2 separate regions of the Homo sapiens genome follow, and region 1 is linked to region 2. Evidence: read pairs that join two places in POLR2A ChIA-PET (ENCODE). Cell type or tissue: HepG2. All regions are shown on one strand.

Region 1 (2,500 bases), 80 kb after region 2:
GATAAGCTCCAATTAGCAAACACAGATGCCTAATCACATTGACCAGTCTCTCCCATAACATCCTCCAAGACTTCTCCACTAGTTCACCCAGCACTCAAAGTCCCCTGCCTTCTGTTTCAGCAGAGTGGAGTTTATTCTCTCTCCTCTATTGCACTTGTCTTGGCCCTGATTGCAATACTCTTGAATACAGTCTCCCTACCCTGTTTAACCTCTGCCCAGTGCAATTTTTCTTCTGCGCTGAGTTTGGCTAAACTCAGTCTGGCTTGAGTTTCTGCATTTATAATAAGCTCCCAGGTGATGCTGATGATGCTGGCCTATGGGCAACACCTTAAATAGAGACTTTAAATAGTTGGAGGCAGCACAAATGGAAGAAATGCAGGGTATGTACCTTGGAAGACCTTAGGGTACTTGTCCTGCTCTCTGTCCTGAGATCAAAGCAAGAAAGCATCTCACTTGGGGTTGGGGTGGGCTGTGATTTCATTATTGGTGCCTCCTGGAGACAACACGGACCATCCTGACAGGTCAGCTGGTACTGCTAAGGTGTCTTGTTGACTGGTTGCCTTTTGTACCATCTAACTCCTTGGGTCCTGGAATTCTTCCTCTTGTTGGGGAGGATAAAACTGTAGTTACACCCTAGCAACTGTAAATTCTTTATTTTTACAGTTTTATTTATTTATTTAAATCATTTTGGCTTTGATGTTAGATTCAGGGGGTACGTGTGCAGGTTTGTTACCTGGGTTATAATTTTACAACTGTAAAGGAGACCAGTATTTTCAGGCCTCCCTTCTGCAGACTTCTTAAATCTCAAGGCTTTTGGCACAACTTTAATAGTATCTTCTGGTGTGAGTGAGATCAAGCTGTGGAATATGATGAGGTTTCCCTTCACACAGCCTGATCAGTCCTTTCTTCTTTAATTGGTAGTACCCTGCCCCCCCCCACCCCTTTTTCCTTTTTCTCTTTTCTGCCTTTGTTACATGCCCGGACATGCCACAGTACAGGCTTATCAGTACCAGCTCCCATTCCTTTCCTTATTTGGAAAGGAGACTAGCTCTCTAGCTCATTGCAGACACCCCTTCCTCTTTTTTTTCCCCCTCTCTCCCTTACGTGCTCACCTTATCTAAAGAAAGTTCAAATATCTAGCCAACCAGGATTAGTTCAGATTGTTCGACCCGACCCCGGCCAATGGGGAAAGGGTGCGGGGCAGGACTTGCATCAGGAATAAAGGCTCTCATGCCTCTTTGTTCGGGTGTGCTCTCATGGTGACTGGCCAAGGAGGCACCCCTCTGCACGGAAGTAAAATTGCTTTGCTAAGAATTCTTTGTTTGAATGTTCAATCTCCTTAGGATTTTGAGCGTTTATTCCCAACAATTCACTTGCTAATGACTTGGTCTTAACGTAAACTTTCACTGCAGCCTTCAAGGTGTTCATGGATCCCCTAAAGAGACCATCTTCAGGGCTGTCCATGCTTTGGTGTTCATGCTAGACTGAAAGGGGAGCAAAGAGAAGATCTTCCACATTTCGTGTTAAAAAAAATGTTTAGGCAAATTAATAAAAAGGAATTGTGCTTCATGTAATCATATATATTTTTTAGTTTTCTACTAGTGTTTGAAACCACTAAGAAGATAAAAGACATGACCAAAATGGCAATAGTAATTTTTGTATAAATCAATCTTCTAAATTTAGAATTTTTCTCAAATCACAAATAACAATTTTATAAAATGCTATTGTTGCTTGTAGAAGGTAAATAATAAACCCAGCACCCTCTCGCTATCCATCAATGGTGGTGTAATTGGTGCTATCCTATTTCTTAAGGTCTTTCCTTCAAAGAATACTAAGAACCCATTAACTTGTGCCATTGCCCTGGGATAAGAGGAACGGAAGTCAGGAGGGCTTTTGTGAAAAAAGAGATATTTAAATGTATCCTATTTATTTATCATTTCTATCATCTATCTAATCTATCCATCCATCATCTATTTATCTATTTATCCACCATCTATTTGGGAAAGGAAAATAAAATCTCAGGACCCCAAACTCACTATGCCAAAGGGAAAAGTTAAGCTTGGGAACTGAGTCATGCAAAAAACTGCCTTCCGTTTGTTCCTCAACAGATAGCTGCAAAGATAGAAGGCCACATATCTCCCCAGGTGGCCTCCTTCCCCCTAACATGTAAATTAACAGCTTATCTTCATAGGTACGGGACAAAGACAAGGCTAGAAATTATCCCTCCACCTACCCTGAGACAAATGTATATTTAATTTCTTCCTCTACTTGATGTTAACTTTATTGTATGTAAAATGCAGATTAAAAATTTTTTTATTTTAAGTTCTGGGATGCATGTGCAGAATGTGCAGGTTTCATAGGTAGATGTGTGCTATGGTGGTTTGCTGCATCCATCAACCCATCACCTAGGTATTAAGTCCAGCATGCATTAGCTGTTTATCCTGATGTTCTCCCTCCCCCTGACCCCTGACAGGCCCCAGTGTGTGTTGTTCCCCTCCCT
Region 2 (2,500 bases):
TGCACTTGGACCCATGCTGGATAGGAATATACAAAAATGAAAATACTTGTATTAAACTGATGGGAATTATGAGTTTTTAAATTTTAAATTTAACTTCATTTAATTTTACTTTAAGTTCTGGGATACATGTGCAGTACGTGCAGGTTTGTTACATAGATATACATGTGCCATGGTGGTTTGCTGCACCTATCAACTCGTCATCTAGGTTTTAATTCCCACATGCATTAGGTATTTGTCCTAATGCTCTCCTCCTCTTGCCTCCCACCTTCTGACAGGCCCCGGTGTGTGATGTTCCCCTCCCTGTGTCCATGTGTTCTCATTGTTCAACTCCCACTTATGAGTGAGAACATGTGGTGTTTGGTTTTCTGTTCCTGCATTAGTTTGCTGAGAATGACGGTTTCCAGCTTCATCCTTGTCCCTGCAAAGGACGTGAACTCATTCTTTTTTATGGCTGCATAGTGGTAATTATGAGTTATTAAAGAGAAAATAATTTTGCCTTTGAAATCTTTGAAATGTTTATAACAGTTTCCTCCTCTTCTTACTTTTTTCTTTTCTCCACCTCCTCTGCCTTTTCAAAACACATTTTTCTAAACTGGGGAGCAGGCATTGCTTCTTGACAGTGTCGAGAAGAGCACGGGTACTCTGCTCCCATGTGAAGAGACGGCACAGGGGAGGGGACGCCAGGCAGCCTGTGCCACCAGAGCTGCATCGCAGCCGCCCTGGAGTGAGGGCATTTGGATGTCATGAAGTTCTTTGAGGATTTGAATGAGATTCTTGGAAAGTAAACTTAGACTTCAGATTGGTTATTTTTATGCTGTTCATGTTTTCCATAATTATCATTTTTGCCTTTCATTAGTTTTTAGCTATGTTCCATCAGAAAATAATTAGCCTAAGGCAGTGGTTCTCAACTAGGGACAGTTCTGCTTCCCAGGAGACATTTAACTCATGTCTGGGGACAGTTTTGATGGTGTGACTGGCATTTAGTGGGCGGAGGCCAGGGACCTGCTGGATGTCCTATGACGCACGGGATGGCCCCACACAAGGAATTTCAGGGCTCCAGTGTCAGCAAGGCCTGCAGTGAGGCACGCTGGTCTAAGAGAAAAGAAGAAAAGGTTCTTTGTTTTTTTCTCTTCCTGCATCACAGCTTTGTAGGAGGAGCAGGGTGTTTCTACTCCGATAACTGATAGCCTTGGAAAATCAAAATCTAGGCCGGGTGCAGTGGCTAACACCTATAATCCTCATGCTTTGGGAGGCCAAGGCGGGAGGATTGCTTGAACCCAGGAGTTCGAGGCTGCAGTGAGCTATGATTTCAGCATTGCACTCCAGCCTGGGGGACAGAGAGACTCTGTCCCTAAAAATACATACATACATACATTGAGAACTTCAAGGAAAGATGAAGGTTCAGGTGGCCACCACTTTTCACAGGGGAAGGAGAGAGTGAAATCTTTATTGGAAAATCCTGTGTGTCAGGAATGTACTAATTACTAAGCATAATTACCGGCTGTGGCCAGCTCCCAGCCCACCCAGCACGGTCTTCCCATCTGCTTGCAAGGTTGTGCTGGCTTTTAGGGAAGATTCTTTTCTTCATTTCTCCTATGCTGTTCATGTTTACATCCTTCTTTGGTGACAGGCAGGACTAGGGTCTCATGGGAAGGGTGAGTTTTTGGGGGAGCCAAGGGGAAATCACGGGGAGGGGAATGGGGTGCTGGAAACCGAGCTCACTGGCTTCATGAAGGTGCTTGACCTTGATCTCTATCCTTCTCATTAGGAGTGCATTCATAGCATTCTTTCTGCAAATTCTGAAGGTCGAATGAAACGGAAATTGCTGGGAAACTGCCAAGAGCCTCATTAGAGCTAGTGGCATGTACTTTGTGTATTTTGTAGGGGGTGTGGAGATGCGACACCCAGCACCCCCAGGAGGGATCTGCTGCTCTAACTGCTGGGGGCGGGGCTGTCAGGTTCTGTCTCTGCGGGGGCGTCACTGCCACTGCGGTCACCCCTCCCTGGGGTGGCCACCTCCCAGGGCTAATTGCAGGTACGAGAGGACTCTGTGGCATCACATCACCCCAGGCCTCCCTTCACAGGGCCTGCGTCTCCTTTTGACGTGTCCCTCTCCCCAGCCCTCCACAGGTGCTCGTGCCTGGCAGGCATCTGTCACCTGGAGCCATCTCAGTGTGGGGCAGGGAATAGGGTACTCAAGAGGCTCAACTCTCTCAGCATCCAAGGGCTTCTGGAAGGCACTGAATGTCAGACTGACTGACAAAAACAAGCCACCAAGGAATGGAAATGTCGAAGCCATTGGACACAGAGCCCTGGAAGCTGCTGAGACGCCGTGTTTGGTTGGGGCTTCCTCCTGTGCTGATGATTCCTATCGGGCCATATATTTCCTGGCTGCGCTTCCCCGACAAGATGAAGTGCATTCCTGACACACAGAACTTTCCAATAAAGATTTCATTGTCTCCTTCCTCTGTGAAAAGTGATGAGTGAACTTGATATTTCT

The links. Peaks named below come from ENCODE experiments on the same cell type or tissue, not always from the same donor. Only the 100,000 strongest peaks of a DNase experiment are listed, where the experiment ranks them.
Region 1: POLR2A ChIA-PET joins it to region 2 with 7 read pairs; 2 of 35 experiments call an interaction of 5 or more read pairs at or near these places.

The regions. Positions count from the first base shown.
Region 1 is chr7:152,989,050-152,991,549 of GRCh38, forward strand. No RefSeq gene overlaps it. Among named protein-coding and RNA genes, the nearest start is that of ACTR3B, 230 kb to the left of the region's middle. RefSeq lists enhancers at 1-818, 819-1,812. In HepG2, no CTCF peak of the experiment used is centred here; a DNase peak (open chromatin) is centred at 1,012.
Region 2 is chr7:152,908,818-152,911,317 of GRCh38, forward strand. No RefSeq gene overlaps it. Among named protein-coding and RNA genes, the nearest start is that of ACTR3B, 150 kb to the left of the region's middle. In HepG2, no CTCF peak of the experiment used is centred here; DNase peaks (open chromatin) are centred at 1,074 and 1,824; H3K4me3 peaks cover 573 bases.